Regions from separate parts of the Homo sapiens genome. Here regions 2, 3, 4 and 5 are each linked to region 1. The links are chromatin loops, found by intact Hi-C in ENCODE. Cell type or tissue: heart left ventricle. All regions are shown on one strand. Region 1 overlaps AKAP13 (A-kinase anchoring protein 13). Region 2 overlaps AKAP13 (A-kinase anchoring protein 13). Region 3 overlaps AKAP13 (A-kinase anchoring protein 13). Region 4 has its middle 50 kb from the start of MIR7706. Region 5 overlaps LOC105370952 (a long non-coding RNA gene).

Region 1 (5,000 bases):
GGCAATGGAACTAGAGGTCCACTCCCCAAGCAGGAAAAGGAAGGAGTTCCCCGTCAACAACACCCCTAGCCCAAAAAAAACAAAAACAAACAAACAAAAAACCACCAATGACCTAATACCACCATTTTGGATGTTGGGAAGTCAGCTCAGAACAATACTTACAGCTGTTCATGAAACCACTCTGACTCTAAATTTGCTCAGAATACAGACTAGGATGATAGGGGAGGAAGGGAGTTTCAGGCTTGTAGATAAAACACAGCTTTTTGGCACTGTTTTCTATGGTACTAGAGAAAAGGATTAAGCCATGTGAATAAAAACATCTGCTAAATTCTTTCACCACTTTAGAGTACCTGTGATCTAGGCATTGTTTTCTAGGTTTGCAAAGTTGCAACCACTCCAGAATGAGACAGGAGTGTTTATAAGCTTAAGCAACCAAGCAGTAAGTCTACAATACAGGAAGCAAAATCTGTCCAACCCTGAGATGACGTGCCCCTCCTGATGGTGGTGACTATTAACTTGGCTACCTACCCAATGAGTGCAAGGCCTCAAAACAACAAAGATGCCTATATTTTTACCAGGACACCACAGTGACTCTTAAGGGAATCTGCTTCTCAGACTGTTAATTTTGTATTATGTTTTGCTTACCTGCTGCTGGCTCAGGCCCCTGGACAGGTAAAATGATCTTCTCTGGCTCCTCCCTTCCAGCAAAACATCCTGCAAGGCTCCCCGTGGCTTCCTCAGGAGTACTGCCCATTGGTAGGCTCTCCCCAGGTGGGAAAGTACTCACTTTTTCTGTAAAAGCACTCTCTAGTCCTTTAGTGAGAGGACCCAACTCAGGGCTGGACAGTGACATGTGACAGGCCTCCCCCTCAGTAAGCAGTGCTCCAGCGGCCTTGACTTGTTCGATGACAGCATCCACTATACGGCTGGCAGCCTCCTCTATCAAGTCTGCCCCCTTAGGCAGAGGTGCGTCCTGGGCAGAGACCATGCAAGGTAGAGAGGGAGTGCTCCTTTCCCTGCCTGAAGGCGGGGCTCGCATGACTTCCCTCACACCAGCTGGGGCCCCATCATCATGGGCTGAGAGCTCCATGTCTGTGGGGAGCTCCTTGGCAACAGGCTGCAGTAGGACAGGATGTGCTTCATCGTCTATTTGGGCTTCCTCAGCGTCACCCATGGTACAGCTGTGGTCTGCTCCCTCCAGCTTCCCTTTCTCCCAATCAAGAGGTATCATCTCTGGGGTTCCAACTCCCTGTGGGTCAGTCACAGCTTTGTCCTGTAGAGCCACTGGCAAACCTAGAACGGCATTCTTCTCTTGGCTCAACAAGACGTTTGGAATCAGGATGTCTTGGGTGTTGTGTGATATATTCTCTCTTCTGGGCTCAGCCATACCTTGTAGAGCATTAACCCCTGTAACATCCACCGTCACATCTCCACTCACCTCACAGGCACTAGTTTTTCCCTGGGATTGAGTGTTCTTCACTCCAACATCCAGAGGAGAAGGCTGACTGCAGTTAAGAGCATCGGACCCATCAGACCCATCTGGCAACAGACATGGCAACAGAGCGGAGCTGTTGTGCTCTGCCCCCAAGGCTTCCTGCCTTGACTCTGTGGCCAGACTTGCTCCTGGTGGCACCAGGCTCTGGGCAGCCCCACCTTGAGTCAGCAGTGAGACTTGTGGGGCCACTTCCTTGTTATGTTCAGTTTCTGCCTTAAGAAAGGCAGAGGATGCACCCGGTGAATTACTTAGCTGAAGTGCTTTGTCCTTGGCACAGTCAGCTGAGATTGATTTTTCATGAAATTGTTGAGTATCTTGTCCAGGAGGTGGTGTTCTCTGCTCTTCCTGCAAAGTTCCTGAAGAGAGAGCATTTTCCTTAATAGAGGAACAGGTCACCGCTTTATCCTTATCTTGTTCCTGAGCTGCAGAGCTTTCTGAAACCACCAGAAGTTTTCCTTCTTCAGTCAAAACTGAATCTAAAGCCAAAGTGGCCTTACCCACACTTTGCAGGGAAGAGTCAGTGTTCCCCTTGATATTCAGAGCTTCTGGGATTGCTGGAGGGGCGGGACCCTCATGCTCTCCACCAAGTCCTGTGAGACTGGTATTCCCCATCCCGTGCTGAAGCTCTGCAGCAGTGGAGGATGTGGACAGGCCTACTGCCCTGTCTTCTAGTGGCCGCGTATCAGGCTCATTCGAATTTCCATCTGGGCCATCTCTATAATCTGTAGCTGTATGTAGTTCAGGAGTTGCTGTTCCCTTTTCTTTCTGGGAGGGGACAAAAGAAAGTGCGTCATCCTTGGTTACTGATTCACTGCCTGGACTGTTTGCCAGAGAGAAAGTACTGTCTGATATTACTGCCTGGTCTGGCACCAGTTCTTTCTCCATTTTAGGGACAACTGGATGTGGATGTGAAACCACCTCAAGCATATTTGTTAAAGGTTTATCTAGTTTCACATCTTTTCGTTGGCCTTTGTTATCCACCACTTTGAAAGGACAAAAATCCGCACGTTCCTGGGTATCCCTTACAGGGTCAGAGGTGACTGTATGAGCCTGTGGGTCTTCACAGTGGGAGGCATCGGGTGGATCTTGTGAGCTGGGTTGCCTTGCTGTGGTGCTTTCGGACTCGCTAACTATGTTATCACACAGTTTTGCAACCAAATCGCCACTAGAAGTCACTGTGTTCTGTTGACATGCAGAGTCTGCACAAAGTTTATCGTCTCCAGTTGTAGAACAAATGGGTGAGGATTTGCCCTTTTGGCTTTGAGCATGAGATGAATTTGTTTCTGAGTTCTGGTGTGGCATTACATCTTCTTCCAGCCCAAGAAGGGCTAAATCTGAGGGTGACATTGCCTCACCTATGCCTGCTGCTAAGAGAGTATAAGGTTCTAATCCATCTGAAATCTTGTCTTTTGCAGCAGCTGGAATCACCACAGAATTCTGATCTACTGGAGCATCAGCACTCTCCTCACGACTTCGTGAAGTTTCCGTTTCTGCTGTTTTTTCAGTGGAGGTTTCTTCATTACTAAATGCAAGTGAAGACTCAGCAGGTTTGTTACCATCCAGGGAACTGGCAGCAGGGGCACAGTTTGGAACACTGATTTTATCCACAGGCTTACTTGTGACGTGCACGTCAGAGGCTCCAGCTGTGCCAATATTAGAGTTCTCAAATCTTTCCTTTGTACTTTCCCCTCCCTGAAGCACATTCTTCCAAACAGTGGCATCTGGGTTCATGAGCCCATGTTCCATTTCCCCTGCAGTGTCTGGGGTACTGACATTTGTTGTTGAAATGCCTCCCAGTTCACCTCCAGAGGAATACTGGGCTGTGCCTGGCTCCATGACCAAGTCTCTCTGAAGCACAGCATCTCCACTGCTCAGGGACTCCTGGTCTGTGGGCATTCCAGAAGATTTTGTTCCAGTTTCTTCATTTCTGTTTCCACAGGACGAAAGGCCTTCCGTGCCCTTTACTCCACAATCAGGCAAGCTCTGAAGGCAGCTGTCTTGATCAGATACAGTTCCAGAGTCCACAATAGGTGCTGGCTCCACCTCTTCCCCTTTTCTTTCCACGCCTTTATTTTTCTTCCTACAGGAACGGTCTGTATTCTCCTCCTCAACTATGCTTGACAAATCACAGGGACTTTCAGTCTGTGCAACAGGGCTCCCTGGGCAGCACTGAGTGCTCTCAGTCTCTTCAGAAGAAGAAAGTCGCTGAGGGTCCGTGGGCTCCGGTGCACAGGGAAGAAACTGGCCATCTGTCTCTGGGGCACTGGAAGGATCCTGTGCTGTCATCATTAAGGGCATAAGACTGTCCATCTGCTTGAGGTTTGTTTTCTAGGAGGAAATGAAATACACTTTTAAAAAACTGCCTGTAGGAGAAGATGTCACTGACACCTCTGAGCAAAAATTCTGTTGGACAGAACTCACTTCTATTCTAGCTCTTCTAAGGTCACATGATAAGCGAATCTAAAAGAATACAAATAAATTTCCTCTTATTTCTGATATTACTTTCCTTTCATATCTGCCTATATACTGGGATGTTCAAAATAGATTAGGATATATGAAATATCTATTTTCTAAATTTTGAACTTATTTTAGGAAGTAGATGAAAACTGAGTCTCGCCGGGCATGGTGGCTCATGCCTGTAATCCCAGCACTTTGGGAGGCTGAGGCAGGCAGATCACCTGAGGTCAGGAGTTCGAGACCAGCCTCAACATGGAGAAACCCTGTCTCTACTAAAAATACAAAATTAGCTGGGCGTAGTGGTGCATGCCTGTAATCTCAGCTACTTGGGAGGCTGAGGCAGGAGAATTGCTTGTACCCGGGAGGCGGAGGTTGCAGTGAGCCGAGACAGCACCACTGCACTCCAGCCTGGGCAATAAGAGCAAAACTCCGTCTTAAAAAAAATAAAAATAAAAGAGTCTCAAAAACCTGATTTTTAAAAAGCTCAGTGAATATCTTCAATTGAGCTGCTAACATTAAGGTGGGCTCTCTCATTCTGAGGCCAGGCTGAAGTGCAGTGGTGTGATCACAGCTCACCGCAGCCTTGAACTCCTGGGCTCAAGTGACCCTGCCGCCTCAGCCTCTTCAGTAGCTAGGACTACAGGTGTGCACCATTGCACCTGACTAATTGTTTTATTTTTTGTAGAGACGGGGTCTCACTATGTTGCCCAGGCTGTTCTCCAACACCTGAGCCTATGGGATCCTCCTACCTTGGTCTCCCAAAGTGCTGGGATTATAGGGCCTACACCACTGTGTCCCACCTATATTTTTCATTGTCTTCAGAAGGGCAGAGTCTACTTACACCCTGCCTCATATATACAAGTAAAAACAAATCCTAGCTCTTTTCCATTACAAGGTGCAGCCAATGTGCCTGTGCCCTAAATACTTACTGAGTTCAGTGTCCTTTAATCCCCAAAATATGTTCCAACCAATCTAACTTAACCATCGAGTTATGGGGTCATAATTTCAGGAACAGTGGCATGGCAGATATTCTTTCACCTTTTGATAA
Region 2 (5,000 bases), 130 kb before region 1:
GTAACTAGCATTTATAAGGTGCTAAATTATTGGGTAAAATACTAATTTTAGTTAATACTTTCGTTGTAGCCATGTAGCAAAAATACTTTGAGAGATTATACACTGAAGCGATTAATCTGAGATAAATCATTAGAAGAAATAGGTTACTTCCTATTTAAAATGAAATTCCAGGCAGGGTGCGGTGACTCACACCTGTAATCCCAGCACTTTGGGAGGCTGAGGTGGGTGGATCACCTCAGGTCAGGAGTTTGATACCAGCCCAGCCAACATGGCGAAACCCTGTCTCAACTAAAAATATAAAAATTAGCTGGGCATGGTGACGGGCACCTGTAATCTCAGCTACTTGGGAGGCTGAGGCAAGAGAATTGCTTGAACCTGGGACATGGAGGTTGCAGTGAGCCAAGACTGTGCCATTGCACTCCAGCCTGGGTGACACAGTGAGACTCTGTCTCTAAAATAAAATAAAATAAAATAAAATAAAATAAAATAAAATAAAATTCCCCCTTTTAGGTTATATTCTCTTATATGGGAGATGCTATGTCTCTATCATGATCATTCTGTATAAACTAGTACATTCACAACAATTGAGTCTTATCAGAGATCACAAACTCAAATGACTATGGTGCCGGCAGGCAACAAATGACAGAAGCAAGCTGGGGTGGGGTGGGGTGTGGGAAGGCAGTGGCAGCCTGGAACTGGCATATCCTGTCTAAAGGAGGCAGCACCACTCAGCTCCAGCCATCCCTCCCTCCCTGTGAGGTGCTCAGGCGCCACTGATGGAGCCAACTCCTGCCCTCAGCCTGCTTAATGAGTTTGGAGCTTATATTCTAGTGGGGGGAAGATACAGACTATAAAAAACTATATAATAATAAATAAAGATGGGTAAATACAGACTCTAAGAAGGTGATAAGTACTATGGAAAAAAGGAAAAACTGGGAGTGCTGGGTACAGGGAAATATCAGGGAGCCAAGGGTTATAAATCTTCCAGTTTTTTCAGGAGAACTTAAGAATCCAAACTGATATAAAACATGATTTTGAAAGAGCTGCACTAACTCACATTTTAAAAATACTACATGAGCCAAACAAAATATGTGTCCATAGGCTAAAGAAGATCTGGCTATCCTATTCTTTGCCATTTTGACACTAGTTTTAGTGCTTCTCAAAGTAAGGTCCTCGGACTATCAGCATCATCTGGGAACTTACTAGAAATGCAAATTCCTGGACTCTCCCCCAGAATCTGAGACTCTGGGAGTGGGGCTCAGTAAGTTGTCTTTCAATAAGCCCTCGAGTTGATTCTGATGCACATTCCAGGTTGAGGTCATGGCACTAGATAACTGTGTTTGGTGACTGACGAAGCACACAGCTCATTAATCATCTGTGTCGACGAAGTTGGAAAGCACTCCTTTGACAAGGAATGAAGAGACACTTACAGGCGACTAGAACATTGAAAACCTCACAGGCTACCTAAAAGGTATGGCCCTTAACCCACACTTTTTTTTAAGGGCCACTGGGAAAGCATGATTACATAGCATACATGCTCAGGGCAGATACCACCATAAAACAGGCACTTTCTATTCTTACGTCATGTGATCAGAGCCACCTATATTACATACCTGAGGAGAAAAGTGCTACCAGACAGGCTGGGGCTAACCATAACACCCTCCCCACCCCCACCAGCAGGTCAATGCCCCTGACCTCCACCTGCTGCCCTGATAGTCCTGAAGGAGGAAGACAGGTGTATGAACAGCAGGGTAGGCCTGCAGACGTAGTTAAGAAGAAAACCACTTTAAGAGCAATACGGAAATATTAAAATCACGAAGAAATGTATATTGAACGTGAAGAAGTTCTGAAAGCGTTTTCTTTTCTGAAAGTCTAATTCTCCAGTGTTACTCAAGAAGAAGATTGATCGCTTAAGAGAAAAAATATTTTTTAGTTATAATTTGTTCTCAAAGTTGGTACCAAATGATTAAAATAAACAAAATCCACCACAACCTCAACTCTCCCAACTCCCGAGGATTTTGCTGGTTTAAACCCTTTTATTTTAAGCCTTGTTTTAGCCAGAAAGTCTTACCTTCATTTTGACCTTTGCACAGGAGGCTAGACTTTCTCGGCAGCCTTTGTGGACAAAAGCACTGCAATCTGAAAAGAAAGCAAACCCAAGGTCACATGGACAAAGCAAACAGATCCCAGATTCTGAGTTTCCACTGCTGCCACAAGTGGCCTCTGAATTTCAAAGTGAAGTCACTCACATGTGAGAATGTGACTGAAATTACACACTGCAGTCCTCTTCTAGGAAGCAGGTCTGTGATGTTATTTGGAGGAGGAAAAACACGAGCAGATGTGATTTTTTTTTTTTCGGTGTTTGTGTCTTTATTTGGAGACCAGGAGACAGATTACAGCTTAATGAGAGGAACAACGACTCAAGTGATCTGATGGGAAGGGTGAGTTTCCTGGCCCTTAGGAAGCAACAGATGTGATTTCTAATCAACAAAAACTAGTAAGTCTGGAACTTTTCAGACAGGAAGCTGAGAGGCTACCAAAACTAAAAGTGAAAGTGTCTGCCATCAATGTGTAAGTCTAAATTACAAATAAATACATTAATAAAGCCCCTAACAGGGGTTACAAAATTTGTATGACTGTAATAAAGCACAGAATATAAAATCTGAAAAGCTTAACTACGCTGGGCTTTTTGCACCCCATTCTCTGAGACAGGAACCACACATGAAAGGTCACTGGAACCCCCACATGCACCTCTGGGAACTGTGACTTAAGAGAAAATGGAGACTTCTTGAAAGATAAAGCAGAAACCACAATTTGGCAAGGACAGCATTTTATCTCAATTCCTTTACTTTTCACTCCCTTGGCCTACAAGGGCCACTGACGTAAAAACCCAAGCCTCTGTGTCTCAGAAGGCTTACCATCAGCTCTCAGCGCTGCTATAAAGTCACATAACAGAACTGTTCCAGGAAGCCAGAGGTAAAGCAGAAACAAATGAAAGATCGGCCTGTGGGGACACTCGAGGAGACACTCTCATGGGAAGGGCTCACTCAGGAAATCAACCACAGATACCATTCACTAGGCAATGCCTCACAGACTGATTCAGGAAGCATCACAGGTCCTGTCTACATCAACTCACCAGTTAAGGGCCAACATCTCTTTTGGGCCAACATCTCTTTTAGCCCAGACACATGGATTTGTGGGGGACTGGAGTGATGATGGGGAGGGAAGGAAACCAGAAAGGAGACTGCTAGAATCCCAGACCTCAAAGGCCTATTCCATGCCTTTTGTAACACTTCCTTTAACACCCACTTGGTTCACAGGTCTCCTCCTTAATACCACTGGCACAGTGTATTGAGACTCTCTTAGGTTTTTCTCTATCCCCTCTCTGGGGCAGGGACCATTCACCCACTGCTGAATCTTCAAATTAAGACTCTCCAGCATAGTGCCTAGCTCATGCATCCTATTCAAATGCTCCTCTCTCGGCCCTACTATGCCTATTTAAACTAAAATTAGATGAATGCGCTGACACAGCCTTGATTACAGTATGTCAAACATCAATTTAGTAACACAAAAGGACAAACAGCTGTCAAACTAAATTTGACGTAGGTCCTGGCTCTGCATGTATGTATGTACTAGTATGACCCTAGTCCCTTCTTGACAGGCCTCCGTTTCCTCATCTATAAAATTAAAAAGGAGGAATCACATTTTCCCCCAGGTTCCCTCTGCTGTGATTCTATCAGATGGGTAAGTGAGTTTCAGGCTGCTGGACCCACAGCAAGAAGCATAACAAAGTGGTCGAGGCAAACGGCTTTATTTATTTTCTAGTAAGCCAAAACATGTTTCTGCCCATCCTCACGAGCACTATTCTTACTCAGGGTGTATGGTGCACCTCCCCTCCTCTGCCACAGAGATGCCCAGGACTTGCAGCTGGCATGCTCCTTTCTGGTTTCTTCCTCTCCCATTAGTTGATCCATCATATCCTTCCCATGCACAGACTTGAAAGCCCACCCCACTCAAACCCTTTCTCTTCACAAATCCCCACTCAGCTAAAGTCTTTCAAATACATCATCTTTAAGTCCATTTCTCTTTCCCTTCTACAGAAAAAGTATAAAAAGACTATGAAAAGGCAAAGTCAATGATTAGTAGATCTATGTTTTTCAGCGTGCTGAATCCTCAATATATAATGCTGAAGAGAATAAAGCAAATTACAAAAAGAGGTACTGTATGGTAGTATTTATGTAGGTTAAAAACAAAAACAAATTATATGTTGTTTATGTATGAAAATAAATTATAAAACACAGACTACGAATGCACTGAATTCATGACAGTCCTTGTCCTTGGGGAGGAAGGAAGATGCATGGGGCAGGGAAACAAAGGGGAATCTGAACTTAACCATAATGGTTTCTTAAAAAGTGAAACAATCTGAAGCCGTCTGACAGAATGTTACTATGTGTTCATTCTGAATCATGGACACATATGTGATAAATTACCTATGTATAATACTTTGTATTAACATTTTTCAAAATTAAAAAAAATTTTTAATTTTTAAAAAATCATCACACTCTAATGTCGTTCAAAGTTCCTTGGATTTGCTTATAAACATTTCCATATCCTTTTGCATAATCCATTTATCGCATCTTGTGATAACTTAAAGATAAGATTTTATTGTCTTATAATCCAGTTAAAAAAGTATATTTTTTTTCTTTTGTTTTATTGAAAATCTATAATATTTTAGGCACCTAAGGGCAACACAGGAGGTGGCAGATTTGCTGGAGAACCAGCTACTAATTCTGATCTGCAAAAGTGACCAAGAACACTATGGGCAGAATTTGTTTCCAAGTTCTGTTCTTTCTGTTCCTTTCTTCCCAACCAGTTCCAACACCCTACAGAGATTTAAGCAATGATGATTTTTAAGGGAGTGGCACTATCACGTAAAAAGGTTTCAGCAATATTCAAACTCTCAGGCCAGTGTTTGAGTGTCTGAGATGAACATAGAAGCA
Region 3 (5,000 bases), 94 kb after region 1:
GGGCTCCTTCCTCCATGTTCTAAGCCAGCAGTGTAGCATCTTCAAATCTCTGACCACTGACTCTCCTGATACTCCCTCTCACTCATGAGAACTCCTGTAATTACAACGGGAAGCTCAGATATTTCAGAATAAGCTCCCATCTTAAGATCCTCAACTTAATCAAGTATGAAAAGTTCTTTTTGCCATGTAAGGTAAATATTCACAGGTTCTAGGGATTAAGAAGTGAATAAATTTGGGGAAGCCATCCTTCTGTATAACACAACTACTTATTTACAACTGTTCCCTAACCAAAAACCTTTAATACTCAAAACCAGACAAAGACATCACAAGAAAGCTATAGAACATATCTCTATGTATAGACACAAGAGTCCTCAAAATACTTTCAAAACAAATCCAACAACATATAAAAAAGATTGTGCAGCATTATCAAATGATACTTACCTCAGAAATGCCAGGTTGCCTTAACATTAAAAATTCAACCAAGGTAGCCTGGCAACACAGCAAGACCTTATCTCTAAAAATTAAAACAGGCCAGGCAGGATGGCTCATACTGTAATCCCAGCACTTTGGGAGGCCGAGGTGGAAGGATCACTTGAGCCCAACCTGGGCAGCATAGTCAGATCTCGTCTCTACAAAAAATAAATACAAATAGCTGGGCATGGGTGCACATGCCTGTGGTTCCAGCTACTCAGGAGGCTGAGGTGGGAAGAGCATTTGAGCCTGGGAGATCGCAGCTACAGTGAGTCATGGTCGCGCCACTGCACTCCAGCCTGGGTGACAGAGCAAGACCTTGTCTCAATAAATACATAAATAAATAGCCAGGCATGATGGCGCACACCTGTAGTCCTAGCTACTCAGGAGGCTGAGGTGGGATGATCCCTTGATCCCAGGAGTTCCACGATGCTGTGAGCTATGATCATGTCACTGCACTCCAGGCTGGGTGACAGAGCAAGACCTTGTCTCAATAAATACATAAATAAATAGCCAGGCATGGTGGCGCACATCTGTAGTCCTAGCTACTCAGGAGGTTGAGGTGGGATGATCCCTTGATCCCAGGAGTTCCACGATGCTGTGAGCTATGATCATGTCACTGCACTCCAGCCTGGGTGACAGAGCAAGGCCCCATCTCCATAAATAAATAAAAACTATTTAATTGAGTCAATGTAATATATCACATTAATGAAAGGAAAAAAACCTACATGGCCATCTCAACACAGAAAGATCACCTGACAAAATCCAACATGTTTTCATCATAAAAATAGTCAAACTAGGAATAGAAGGGAATGTCCTCATTTAACAAAAGATTCCTGTGAAAAACCCACACCTAACAACATCATACTTACTGGTGAAAGCTTGGATGCTTTCTCTTTAAGATCAGGAAAAGACAAGGATGTTTGCGCTCACCACTTCTATTCAATGTTGTACCAGACATGCTTCTCAGGGCAATTAGGCAAGAAAAAGAAATAAAACGCATCCAGATTGGAAAGGAAGAAAACGATCTCTGATCACTTGATCCTGTACAGAGAAAATCCTAAGGCATCCACTTAAAAACTGTGGCCAAACAAGTTAGATTATAGTTTGTAACTCATCTCTGACACAAGGCTATAGTTTCAGGGATCAGTACACAAAAATCAACAGTATTTCTATATATAAGCAATGAACAATCAAAAACTGAACAATTGGCCAGGTGCTGTGGCTCACGCCTGTAATCCCAGCACTTTGGGAGCTGGGTGGATCACGAGGTGAGGAGTTCGAGACCACCCTGGCAAACATGGTAAAACCCTGTCTCTACTAAAAATACAAAAAATTAGCCAGGAGTGGTGGCAGGCACCTATAGTCCCAGCTACTTGGGAGGCTGAGGCAGGAGACTGGCGTGAACCTGGGAGGCGGAGCTCGCAGTGAGCCAAGATCGCGCCACTGCACTCCAGCCTGGGCAACAGAGCCAGACTCCATCCAAAAAAAAAAAAAAAAAAGAACTGAACAATTAAGATAACAAAATTAACAATACCATCAAAATGAATAAAACCATAAGCAACAAATTTCAAGGAAGTACCAAGTTTATACAGTGAAAACTACCAAACACTGTTGAAAGAAATCAAAAACAACCTAAATGAAAGGAATCGACTTCAGAGTCCAGAAAAAATTCCTCACACTTCTGATCAATTTCAACAAGGATGCCCAAGACAATTCAATGGGAGAAAGAACAGTCTTTTCAACAAATGGTGCTGGAACAACTGGAGATCCACATGCAAAAGAAAAAAGTTGGACTCTTCCCTTACAAAATACACAAAAATGAACTCTCACATTACATACCTAAATGTAAGAGCTAACTAAACCTATACAATTCCTAGATGAAAACATAGGAATAAATCTCTGTGACTTTAGGTTATGCAAAGAATTCTTCTTAGATATGATGCCAAAAAAAAAAGCAACAACAAAACATTATCAAAACTGAAAATTTTTGTGCTTGAAAGGATAGCATCAAGAAAGTGAAATGACAACCCACTGAATGAGGGAAGTCCCTCACTTTAGGGAGATGAGTCCTAAAGAAAACAGTACTCTTGCCAATGACATAGTGCCACCTAGTGGCAACATAAGGTAAATCACAGTGGCAGTAGGAGGATCTCCACACTACTTTTACAGGAATGCACTGCAGGTAAAAAATAAGAAGCTACAGTACTGTTTGGCAGGACAATTTGTTTCATACATGCATACTATTACCCTGACTAAATTAACTCTCAAGTCTTACAGGTATTATTTGTTTTCATTTCCATGCACAGATTAGCCATTTAGTATTTACTAAATCAAACTCAATTTCTGAAGTGTCTTACACCAATATATTCATGGACATATGGTTAAAATTTTCCTTGAGGATCTATCATGTGAGAGTGTGGCTTATTATAACAAGTAAGCAGAACAGATAAACACAAAATAATAAGAAATCTCATGATTTACTCACATATAAGGGAGCTTGCTGTGGATTAAGTTTCATGACCCAGGACACTGAAACAGAAATGGAATAAATGAGAATAAAATTAAAAGTTGTCACCGAAAATATATAAGCCACCTAAAGTCCTAGGTGTCAAGCATAGCTCTGTGAGTACAATCCCGTGCCCGAGATTACCATATGCCCAGCTGTATGCTATACACTAAGAGATTTAGGAAGGAAGCGGGGTCAGGAATTGATCCCAGACTCAATCTTTTCAAGTGGGGAAGAAAGATCTTCCGATTGAAAAATAAAGACAAAAGGCTTCACTGTCACAGAAGTTTCAACAACCAACAGGATATTTAAAACAGTTATCAAAGCAAAACCATTGTATGTTCACTTACATTTTTACGTAGTCCCTCAAACTCACAAAATGCTGTTTACTCAGGGACTTCTTGCAGTCTTACTAGGGAGCCTGGAAAGTGAGGGGAGGATTGCAAGGGACCACTAGAACTCTCTTCCTCAATTCCCCTTCTCTGAGAAGGGAGGCTACAGCTTGCCTCTCTAACCACTAAAAGGCATGACCCTCCTCAAAGTTAATAGCTGGATTCCCTGATTGTTATGTTCACTAAATGAATTCTCATAAAAATCTCATTAAGATTTAGAGAAGGCTTCCAGGGTTGAATTCCTGAACATTAAGAATAGCATGTTCTTAAAAGTTTAACTTGGTGATTGGACCAGGACTTCATCTAGGCTATAAATGCTCAGAAGGGTAGGTCCTTTACCAAACACCCTGAGTTTGAGTATAAAGTGATCTCAATCTCTTAAGAGTCAGAGAAACAGAACCAAGTGACTTTACTATAATTTGATCTGAGGAAGTTTCTTACTCACAATAGGTAAATGAAGGCACATACTAACCAGCAAAATAACAGTATAAAGTGTCATTCATACATGCAAAAACACAGACAAAATAACAAACTTTGTATTCTAACAAATCACAAAAGCCTCACTGAAATTGAAATGACCAACTGTTGGGACTGAAAAGCAATGCCTTGGTAGCCTAGCCATGCCTAACTCAAATAACAGAACCATCTCGATATTACAATCCTCACAGATCAAGTTGTGTATGTCTCGGATCAAGACTTCACCAAAAGGCAGTTAACACACACTTAGAGGGAAAAAAATCTACATCAGCCTCCTAAATGCAATCATCTCCACACCAGTTGCAGGCCCCAAGCTTCAACGTGTTCTGCTGGACAACGCAGTAGAAAACTGACAAGCAAGTGGCTTTCCCACACTGACTGAACCACCTCCATGCCCATGCCCATTCATTCTCTGGTCCACCCCATGCGCTATAACAGACCTCCTGGCTCAGGGCACTCTTTCCTTCCTGACTATCTTCACTTAATGACTTTGTACTTTTAGGTGCAAAAATTATCTGCAGAAATCCACACTGAAAACCAAGCTTGAGAAAGGCAGCAATAACCAACCAACATTTTTAGAAGAACAAAGTCAATTTCAAGCCCATCAGATTCAAACAGCAAGCATGGATGAAAATGAAAGATTGAAAGGCTTGAGTGCCTTCTTAATGTATTAAATATCCATTTAATTTACAATTAAGCTCACTGTGCTCACTGGCCTTTTAATCAGCTTTCCAGGGCCTGCTCAGACTTGCCTAGGACATGGGAATGAAAGAACCTATAAATTTATGGACCAATCTACCTTAACTAACTTGTCAAGTGTTCCTGCATCAAGCAGAAGAAATATCAGTGAAATTTATACAGGAATTAACACCTTGTTAAGCCACAAAAATTAAAAGAGTGTCGTCCAATCTTGTAGCTTCCCTGGGCCACGCTGGAAGAAGAAGAATTGTGTTGCGCCACACATAAAATATACTAACACTAATAATAGCTGATAAGCTTTAAAAAAAATTGCAAAAAAAGAAAATTTCATAATTTTTTTGTTTGTTTGTTTTTGAGATGGAGTCTCGCTCTGTCGCCCAGGCTAGAGCGCAGTGGCACAATCTTGGCTCACTGCAACCTCTGCCTTCTGGGTTCAAGCAATTCTCCTGCCT
Region 4 (5,000 bases), 250 kb after region 1:
GAAGACTGCTCCATTAAATTACGGTATGTCCATGCAATGGAATATTGTGCAGCTGCAAAATGAAAAGAATGAGGAAGCTCTTTATGTGCTGGTAATGAAAAGATCTCAAGATATTTTGTTGATCTCAAGCTCTTTATGTGCTGAAAGAAAAAAAAGCAAGGCATGGAACGGTATGCACGGTATGCCATGTTTTGTGTAAAAATGGAGAAAAATAAGACTTTGTACTCTATTAACTGGAATATGCATAAAGAAATGCTAAAAGTGGCCGGGCGCGGTGGCTCATGCCTGTAATCCCAGCACTTTGGGAGGCCGAGGCGGGCGGATCACGACGTCGGGAGATCGAGACCATCCTGGCTAACACGGTGAAACCCCGTCTCTACTAAAAGTACAAAAAATTAGCCAGGCGTGGTGGCACGTGCCTGTAGTCCCAGCTACTTGGGAGGCTGAGGCAGAAGAATGGCGTGAACCCAGGAGGTGGAGCTTGCAGTGAGCTGAGATAGTGCCACTACTCTCCAGCCTGGGCGACAGAGAGAGACTCTGTCTCAAACAAACAAACAAAAAAGAAATCCTAAAAGTATACAAGGAACAAATGGTGGTTACCTGTGTTTGTGGCAAGGAGACAGATGGGGGAAACTGACAATCCGGGGGTCAGCAGACAGGAGACTTTGTATTGTATACCTTTCTACAGTTTTGATTTTTTTTTTTTTTTGAGCCAGAGTCATGCTCTGTCACCCAGGCTGGAATGCAGTGGCATGATCTTGGTTCACTGCAACCTCTACCTCCTGGGCTCAAAAGATTCTCCTACCTCAGCCTCCCCAGTAGCTGGGATTATAGGCACATGCCACCACGCCGGGCTGATTTTTGTATTTTTAATGGAGATGGGGTTTCACCATGTCGGTCACGCTGGTCTCAAACTCCTGACCTCAGGTGATCTGCCCACCTTGGCCTGCCAAAGTGCTGGGATTACAGGCATGAGCCCCCGCGCCTGGCCCCCTTTCTACGGTTTTGATTTTTGAATCATATGACTATATTACCTGATTACAAGCCAAATCAAACAAACAAGCATCATAGCTCTGTCATTGTTACCAGCTGACCCTGGCAAGTTACTTAACCTCTTCCAGTCCTACTTTCCACATTAGAGAAATGGGGATATTTATATTTGCCCCACCGGGCTGTGAGGTCACTGAACATCACTAACAATGGAACGTAGAAAGCACTAAACACAGAGCGGGGCGGGGTAGGGGGAATGGGTGCTCCCAAAGGGTGGGTCATACCCCTTCCCTATAGCAATGCCAGCATCTCTCAGGTGTTGTGTGTGATTGTCATGTGTTGGCTCACATTTCTCAAGAAGCACTTCAGGAGCCACTTTCTGCTGCTTGCCTTGTTGTGAATCTGTCCGAGTCCTCACCCCAGTTAAAAATGTCCAGTGACCTTAAGAGTTCAAGCACCTCTGAACACTCCTCTGGTAGGTGGGGCAAGCCTCTAGAAACTTCTGCTTCACTTTTCTGCTTGATTGATTTCTCCCCACTCAGCTCCCCCTGCAGAGTCAACTCCCACTCACCCTCCCGGGGAGCAGTCCCCGCCTCAGGTACCTCACTGTGACAGAAGCCGGCTCACTGAACACTGAACATTTGGACAGTATTTGGGTCCATTCTGTCTCCATCTCGCTCGATTGCCCTCTCTCTGAATCGGTTCTCTGGGCTTCAGAATCCTAGTGAAGTCAGAGGACAGTTGCCTCTCATCAGAGAACCAAAACCTTCTGCCCCCAGGCAGTGTCCCTTAGGAGGCCACTTGGCACATCCAGCTCTCCCTTGGTAACTTAGAGGCCCCGGGGTGCTCTAACTTCCAGGCTGGCATGTGATCTCCTGCAGGCCTGTGTAGAGAGCCCTCAGCGGGGCGGGAGGATGTGAGGAAAGAACAGAGTGTTCCAGGCAGAACAAAGCCAGCTGCAAATTTGCTCAGGCCCTTTCGTTTCTTCCTTGAAGGGACCAAGTGCAGCCTCTAGCGGCTGCTTCCGGACATGGTCATGGGAGTCAGACCTGTGGGACTTGTGGGACTTGTTCACCTTAAACTGGGCCACAGCTCCGGAGCCTGAGGAGGCAGCAGGACTTGCTGACATGGTTCTTTGAAAACCTTCACCAGGCAGAGTTGTGGTCTGTTCCGCAGGCCAGTGCATGAGTCAGACTGAACCTGTACCCCACGCAGCTCAGGTCCAGGGTTCAGGACCAGGCTGATTTCTGCAGTGAGCTCAGCTTCCTAACCCACAAGGGCGTGCAGAACTCCCCCTTGCTCCTTCCTGTAGCTGCGCCCTCGGCCCTACCCTCCTCCCCAGCAGATCTGTTCCCCACCTCGATTGTCATGGGCTGTCTGCAGCGATGGCAGGGGTTTGCAGCTGTTAGTGGCTGCTTTCCTTGAAGTTCTTCTTTGCACAGATCCTGAGACTTGATATTTGTTGAATGAACAACATCAATCCAATTTGAGTAGGTTGAAAGCAGACCTGAAGTTGAACCGGACCCATTCGCCTTAACTTATTTTCTAGGTTATTTAAAAACGTATATCAACTCCTCTTACAAATTTTGGTATTGTGGAATGCTATGTTGGAAATACTAATCAAATAGATCTCTCTTCTTTCATGGAACACCAGTATAAATTCTCTGTTCCCTAATGAAAACAAACAAACCCCCCAAACAAAAGCACCAAACACTTGAGCTCTCATAGGGTACATGAAACTATTTCAGGGGTTAGGCACGGCATTTCCTCTAACTCAAGGTGAATCCCTTTAGGGCACTCAAAGGGCTGCAGCACAGCATTTACTTTTTTCCACATATTCCTTCAAATTTCTGTTTTCTGTATTACCAGCTACCATCCACAGAGAGTCATAAATCCCCTGGAGGAGTCGTATGTGATCCCACGTGATTAACTTTGCATCTGTTTTGCAGCTGTTCACTCTGCAGTTTTATTTTGCCTTTTGGAAACCTCAGAGCAGTGCTTCTCAAATGTTAACGTGCATACGATGAATCACGTGGGCATCTTGTTAAAATGCAGAGTTTTGAGTCGAGGGTCTGGGGAGGGCTGAGATTGTGCACTTCTAAGGAGATGCCAGGTGGTGCTAATTCTGCTGCACTGGACACCACACTTAGAGTGGCGAGGTCACTAAATAATAGGAGCAAAAGGATCGTGAGAACACCGACATCAGTGAGAAGGAGGCTGGCTGCAGAGACCATGGTAGGAGGAGTTTTCCTTGGTGATTCTGCTCTTCTCTCCGCGCCCTTTCACTTTCCCTTTCCTTGTAAATATCCTTTACTGTGGTCTTTCTTTGATTAAAGAGAAACTGTGTGAGCAGAGCCAAAGGCCACGTTCATCTATGGGTAGCATCTATGCTTCTTCAGGTCGTCTGGGCTGGAAGAAAACAAAAAAGTTCTGCAGCCAGAGATAACTGAAACCAGTGAGACTTCTGCAGCTCGTGTGTGCGCACCCAGAAACAGACCCAAAGCCAGCAGTTTCAGTTCCCTCAACTTAATTTTACTAATGTGATAGAGAGGCAGCAAACATCTGCAAGGAACCAGAAATCCTTCCTTTACGTGTGCTGTAATCTAAAACAGTTTCTCAACCGTGGTGCCGCTGACATCTTGGGCTGCCTAACAGTTTGCTGACCAGGAGGCCGAGTGTCCTGTGCACTGCAGGCTGTTTGGCAGCATCCCTGGACTCTACCCACAAGATGCCAGCAGCACTCCCAAGCTATGACAACCCAAAATACCTCCAGACATTGCCAGATGTCAACTTGAGGGGCAAAATTGCCCCCTGGTTGAGAATTACTGGTGTAGGATAGATAAGGTAGAATCTGTCAGTTCTACAGAATGTCTACCTTCCCCATAGGGAAAGAAAGTTTTTTCTTCATACTTGTGGTAATTTCCAAACGTTTCTGTAATAAACATGTTTTACTTTTATAGTTAGAAACAACTATTTGGAAAAAGAAAATAAAATGTTTTAAGAAGAGTTTCATCATTCTCATGCTAGAAAAAAATATATATATATATACGTATTTTGAGACAGAGTCTCCCTCTACCAGGCTGGAGTCCAGTGGCGCGATCTCGGCTCACTGCAAACTCTGCCTCCTGGGTTCAAGCAATTCTCCTCCCTCAGCCTCCTGAGTAGCTGGGATTATAGACACCTGCCACCGTGCCCACCTAATTTTTGTATTTTTAGTAGAGACGGGGTTTCACCATGTTGTCCAGGCTGGTCTGGAACTCCTGACCTCAGGTGATCCATCCGCCTCAGCCTCCCAAAGGGTTAGGATTACGGGCATGAGCCACCACACCTGGCCCTTAGTGAACTGTTTCTCAGTGAGACACCACCAAGTGAAATTTCCAGATAAGTGAAGCTAAGTCATGTGGGTTTATATTCTGTGCTTCTTCTAATTCTTTCCGGCTTCTAGAGAAAAAGATCTGAGATTGTTCATATGCAGCAGGAAAGAACATCGTCTACCATGGGTTTGGGTGTAGGGTGGAGGTGCCATTATGCTTGCTGTGGATTTGTCTTTTTAAAAACTGAATTGCTATCTTTCCTTGCACCCCAACATTTGGTTTGCTCTTAATAAGGCGGTAACTGTGGTCTAATGGAAAGCACGTTGGCCTCGGGGTCTGAAGATCTGAGCTGGAATCTCAGCTATGCCACTTACTATGACCTTGAATGAGTGGGTCATTGACTCTCCCCTCCTGAGCTTGGACTATGAGCTATTCATTCCCAGCTCATAAGGTGTGTGTGAGGATTAGAGGAGATGACAGATGAAAACATCTACTTAGTATCCAGCTTATGGGGAGTGCTCAATCATTTATGTGCATTTATACAACCCTTATTTATTTATCCATCCAATAAGTAGGTGACATAAATCTGGGGGCAGGGAATATGATACTGTACTGAATACTTAGAAAATTTCCAAAGATGAAAATAGGGCCCTAAAGGGGTTTGTTCAGGAGAAAGGAAGCATCCTTTCCTTTAGG
Region 5 (5,000 bases), 260 kb before region 1:
TTTGGGAGTCCGAGGCGGGTGGATCATGAGGTCAGGAGATCGAGACCATCCTGGCTAACAAGGTGAAACCCCATCTCTACTAAAAATACAAAAAATTAGCCGGGCGCGGTGGCGGGCGCCTGTAGTCCCAGCTACTCGGGAGGCTGAGGCAGGAGAATGGCGTGAACCCGGGAAGCGGAGCTTGCAGTGAGCCGAGATTGTGCCACTGCAGTCCGCAGTCCGGCCTGGGCGACAGAGCGAGACTCCGTCCCAAAAAAAAAAAAAAAAAAAAAAAAAAAGAGCACATGCACCTATAAAATGGCCCAAAAACTGAGACTCACAAAAGTTAAATATTACTCAAGATTACACAGCCAGAGAGCCTTTCTCCACAGGGCTAGTGAGGCTTGGAGCATCCTACTCCAATTTGCCTTACTTGAATTTTGACCTACCTGAGATTGTATAATGTCTTAAAAATCTGATTTTTTAAGAGGAGGGACAGTGTTCTGTGACCCATCTATCTCCAGATAGCTCAGATGGTGAACTAATTCAGCCAACCCCCTATCTCCTAACTAATACCCACACTGAAACAACTCAATAATAAAAACACGAATAGCTCCATTAGAAAATGGACAAAGCAGGCCAAGCGCAGTGGCTCACACCTGTAATTCCAGCACTTTGGGAGGCCTAGGTGAGTAGATCACTCGAAGCCAGGAGTTCAAGACCAGCCTGGCCAACATGGTGAAACTCCGTCTCTACTAAAAATACAAAAATTAGCCGGGCAAGGTTGCACATGTCTGTAATCCCAGCTACTTGGGAGGCTGAGGCAGGAGAATTGCTTGAACCTGGGAAGCGGGGGTTGCAATGAGCTGAGATTGTGCCACTGCACTCCAGCCTGGGCAACAGAGTGAGACCCTGTCTCAAAAAAAAAAAAAAAGGAGAAAAAGAAAGAAAGAAAAGAAAATGGACAAAGCTGCTGGGCACTGTGGCTCACGCCTGTAATCCCAGCACTTTGGAGGCCAAGGTGGGTGAATCACTTGAGGCCACGAGTTTGAGACCAGCCTGGCCAACATAGTGAAACCCCATCTTTACTAAAAATAAAAAATTATTATAAAAATTAGCTGGGCGTGGTGGTTCGCGCCTGTGGTCCCAGCTACAAGGGAGGCTGAGGCAGGAGAATCGTTTGAACCCGGGAGGTAGAGGTTGCAGTGAGCCGAGATCCCGCCACTGCACTCCAGCCTGGGGCAACAGAGCGAGACTCCGTCTCAAAAAAAAATTTTTTTTTAGTAAAAGAAAAAGAAAATAAAACCTACTTCAAAGGGTTTTAAGAACACCATGTGAAAAAAGAATTCTACTATAACAAAATAAATATTAGCAATCTCTTCAATTTGTTTCTTTAAAAGCTGAAGGCTGATATTTAGGGGGAAGTGTTCTAATGTCTGCAATTTACTTTTTGAAATGCATCTGAAAAATAAGATGGGGCCAGGCACGGTGGTTCACAACCGTAATCCCAGCATTTTGGGAGGCCGAGGCGGGCGGATCACGAGGTCAGGAGATAGAGACCAACCTGGCTAACACGGTGAAACCCTGTCTCTACTAAAATACAAAAAATTAGCCAGGCGTGGTGGTGGGCGCCTGTAGTCCCAGCTACTCGGGAGGCTGAGGCAGGAGAATGGCGTGAACCCAGGAGGCGGAGCTTGCAGTGAGCCCAGATCACGCCACTGCATTCCAGCCTGGGCGACAGAGCAAGACTCCGTCTCAAAAAAAAAAAAAAAAATTAAAAAGAGAACAAGAAAAAGAAAAAATAAGATAGTTTGAAGGATGGAAAGAGGGATGAATAGATGGACAGATATGCAATGAAACCAATAGAGTAAAATGTGAATAACAGAATCTAGCTGATAGATAAATGTGTGTCCACTGTAAAAGCATTTGAACTTTTAAGTACTAAAGTTTTTCAGAATAAAATTTTGAGGAAAATGGGGAGAGGTGCCACTTGCATTTTACAAAATATGAACATGCTTCTCCCCTCCCCCGCTTAGTTAGACGCGCGCTCCTTTCTGGTCTGATTGCGTTAGCAAGTCACCTTGCAGCCCTGCCCAGCGATTCGGTCCGGTGGGTGCCCAGGATAACACGCGCCAGCCTTCGCCGCTTGCGAAATGTTCAGGGCTCTTGCCGCCAGAGGGCGCGCCCGCGGAGCGCTGAGCGCCAGGGCGCCAGGGGCTGGGTGGCCCGCGCCGGGAAGTGACAGACTCCGGAGCGGACTTTGCCCGGGGGTGGGTCCCAGGCCAGCTGCTACTGCAAGTACCTGCAGAAAACAGCTCTTCGAACCGGACAGTGCGAGAGTCAGCGCCTGCTGCCTGGCCGGGCAGAGATTCTGATGAAGAAGAGAGAGGAAACTGAGTGTGCTGAGGCAGTGTCAGACAATGCTAAATGCTTTCCTAGCACTTATTTCACGTTTTAGTTATAAATCAGCCTGAAAATAGAACGGTAGTGGAAGTGCGAAGGACATGCATTTCATTCCCGGCAGAGGCTGCCCAATCAGGACTCCTGGTCCTCTGAAGACAAAGCAGCTTTTTTGGGGTAGGGAGCGGGGGCGGGATAGCATGCTTCCCCCGCCCTTTCCCCCATGAGCAAAGGGGCTCAGAGTAGCTGTGTCCCCTGAGCTGAGGTGGCAGCTCCTGTGGGTGCCCTGGGACCTCACTCAGCATCTTCAAAGAGCCTGTGCACCCTGCTCCTTCCAGCTTCTTCGTGGAGGGCTGGAGAAGTTGTGAACCTTTGTCAAAAGACAGAAGCACAAACTTAAAGATCTAATTGGCTTTTATTTGCAATTCTAGAAGTGAGCAACACCTCATCCTATAAAATGAGCTGAGCACAGGAGGTTGGCTTTGCAGGCAGAGAAGAGCGGCAGAAAGCAGAAACAGAACAAAACACGGACTGATCATGTCAAAGTTACTTTCCCTACAGGGTTAAAGCAGAGGGGACTTCCTTATTACTTAGGTTGATGCAGATTAAATGGAATGTTTTAGGGGAACTGGCCCATTTCAAAGTTCAGTTTGATGACACTGCACTTAGCACAACTGACTCCATTCTGGTGTCTGGCCTGCTGGGGCCTAGTGCAGGAGACTAGTTCCATAACAACAGCCTCCCATAAATGATGTTTCACACCTCAAACCCTTCCTCACCTCCAGTCATCCCAATGCTCCCACTGACCCAAGTATTTTCTCAGACTATTTGGTTCCCCAGCCACCAGAGAATCAGGCATAAATCATAAGTCACTCTGTATTTTAAGACCATAATCATGCTGGGTGCAGTGGCTCATACCTATAATTCCAGCACTTTGGGAGACCAAGGCAGGTGGATCACCTGAGGTCAGGAGTTCGAGACCAGCCTGTCCAACATGGTGAAACCCCGTCTCTACTAATAATACAAAAATTAGCTGGGCGTCGTGGCAGGCACCTATAATCCCAGCTACTCAGGAGGCTGAGGCAGGAGAATCGCTTGAACTGGGAGGCAGGGGTTGTAGTGAGCCGAGATCATGCCACTGCACTCCACCTGGGAGTCACAGCGAGACTTTGTCTCAAAAAAAAAAAAAAAAAGAGAGAGAACCAGATATCAAGAGTACTTATAAACCCTATAATTCAATTTATATAAAACTGTAGAAAAAATAATCATGACAGAAGAAGATGAATGCTTGCCTTGGGCCATTGGCTGGGGTGTCAAATGGAATGGGGCACAAGAGAACTCTGGGGGGCAATGGAAATGTTTGTTCTGTATTTTCATTGTGGTAGCGGTCACATGTATGTAAAAACTTGTTAACATTCAATGAAAAGTTTGCTTGAAAAAAAAAAAACCTGCCTTCCATTACTCTAATCTTCATATCTGGGGTGTTCTTCCTATTGCGATTGTGTGAACAAAATCAATTGCTCTACTTGTTCAGTTTTTCCAGGTTTCTCTACTCCATGTTCCAGAAGCTACCAACTGGGAGTGTGCAGACTGACGCACAATCGTTTCCTGGCAACTCCCCAGTAGAAGCTAAGGTGTATCTGCTTCCTGCTAGGATCCTGACCCGGGACGAGGGCCCACCTCTCTGCCTGCCTCCTTTAAGGGACGCCTCCTGCTCCACAAGTTTCTGTCCTCCCTCTGAGGGAGCCCTGGAATGTGCTCCATCTACACTACTAGGGCCACGTGGACTATCCTAGGAGTTGGGAGGGCAGGGTGCAGCTGGGGAGGGAATGCTCGCAGAGAATGGGGTTGGGGTGGCTTTGGCAAAGAATGCACTTGGGGTCTGTAAAGAGGTCAGAGAAGAGCAGGGCCACCTTTGCTCATATCAGATGCTGCTTGGCCACCCACACCTGACCCTAGCTCTAAAAGCCAGTGTGTGGAGGGTCTGATTCTGTAAACTGGATGAAAGAGCAGGGAGGATTGAATGAAGAAGATACAGGAGGAGCACAGGCTACCTGGGCAGGGGGCATTTCACTGAGGTATTCTTTCAGCAAGCTTTAATTGAACAAACACAGTGGAATCTCAATGGTCTTTATGGAGTGAGTGCAGGAAAGAAAGAATGAATGAATGAATGAATGAAGATAAGATAAGATCCCTGCACTCTCAGAACTCACCTTCTAGATAAGAAGACAATTCAAATACAAAAATACCAGTAACACAGAATGGTATATGAGAGGTACCATAAAATTTTATGGAAACGAACAGAAGAGAAAAATCACTTCTAGCAACACTGCAGGGCCATCCTACCCCTTATGAGTGTTGATGCAAATTAGAAGGAGCTTACCTGAACAGACCCAGCCTCCTGGGCCCAGCGGCCTGCAAACAAAGAGCAAATGCTTTTATGCCACTCTGCTCCTCAGCCAGGCATCCTGGTGCAGGACTCAGCCTGCTTCTCTGTGAGTGGCAGCCAGGGCTTCATGGAGGAGATGACATTGGAGTTTGCTGGAAGAACAGAGAAGACAGAGAGGACTTAGACCAGTGGGGAGGTGGGGAAGGTGGCAAGGGAGCAGATTAGAGGAGAG

What was found. Hi-C counts contacts between places; a loop is a spot of excess contacts. Peaks named below come from ENCODE experiments on the same cell type or tissue, not always from the same donor. Only the 100,000 strongest peaks of a DNase experiment are listed, where the experiment ranks them.
Region 2: it touches region 1 in a loop (3-fold over the local background); 14 of 110 quality-filtered maps call a loop at or near these places.
Region 3: a loop joins it to region 1, with 2.3 times the contacts of the local background. A loop is called at or near these places in 31 of 110 quality-filtered maps.
Region 4: a loop joins it to region 1, with 4 times the contacts of the local background. A loop is called at or near these places in 19 of 110 quality-filtered maps.
Region 5: it touches region 1 in a loop (3-fold over the local background); 11 of 110 quality-filtered maps call a loop at or near these places.

What each region holds. Positions count from the first base shown.
Region 1 is chr15:85,577,753-85,582,752 of GRCh38, reverse strand. It overlaps AKAP13 (A-kinase anchoring protein 13), which reads right to left. Exons shown (of 37, transcript NM_007200.5): 7 at 646-3,823. Among named protein-coding and RNA genes, the nearest start is that of LINC02883, 180 kb to the left of the region's middle. RefSeq lists a silencer at 1,081-1,375 and an enhancer at 2,178-2,317. In heart left ventricle, a CTCF peak has its summit at 2,677 (motif pointing right); DNase peaks (open chromatin) are centred at 1,052, 1,632, 3,102 and 3,667; H3K4me3 peaks cover 2,546 bases; H3K27ac peaks cover 4,839 bases.
Region 2 is chr15:85,705,158-85,710,157 of GRCh38, reverse strand. It overlaps AKAP13 (A-kinase anchoring protein 13), which reads right to left. Exons shown (of 37, transcript NM_007200.5): 18 at 2,072-2,139. Among named protein-coding and RNA genes, the nearest start is that of LINC02883, 51 kb to the left of the region's middle. RefSeq lists enhancers at 1,399-1,528, 2,501-2,810. In heart left ventricle, no CTCF peak of the experiment used is centred here; no DNase peak of the experiment used is centred here; H3K4me3 peaks cover 1,333 bases; H3K27ac peaks cover 4,507 bases.
Region 3 is chr15:85,483,713-85,488,712 of GRCh38, reverse strand. It overlaps AKAP13 (A-kinase anchoring protein 13), which reads right to left. Exons shown (of 37, transcript NM_007200.5): 2 at 2,960-3,003. The coding sequence starts at 2,992. Among named protein-coding and RNA genes, the nearest start is that of AKAP13, 110 kb to the right of the region's middle. In heart left ventricle, a CTCF peak has its summit at 2,577 (motif pointing left); no DNase peak of the experiment used is centred here.
Region 4 is chr15:85,328,303-85,333,302 of GRCh38, reverse strand. No RefSeq gene overlaps it. Among named protein-coding and RNA genes, the nearest start is that of MIR7706, 50 kb to the left of the region's middle. RefSeq lists enhancers at 1,604-1,913, 2,004-2,083, 2,766-2,935, 3,137-3,466, 3,527-3,716. In heart left ventricle, a CTCF peak has its summit at 2,013; DNase peaks (open chromatin) are centred at 1,932 and 3,632; H3K4me3 peaks cover 1,860 bases; H3K27ac peaks cover 4,073 bases.
Region 5 is chr15:85,837,893-85,842,892 of GRCh38, reverse strand. It overlaps LOC105370952 (a long non-coding RNA gene), which reads right to left. Exons shown (of 3, transcript XR_932580.2): 2 at 4,763-4,920; 3 at 1,829-2,350. Among named protein-coding and RNA genes, the nearest start is that of MIR548AP, 15 kb to the right of the region's middle. RefSeq lists a silencer at 1,999-2,258. In heart left ventricle, CTCF peaks have their summits at 1,960 and 2,161 (motif pointing right); a DNase peak (open chromatin) is centred at 2,172; H3K4me3 peaks cover 625 bases.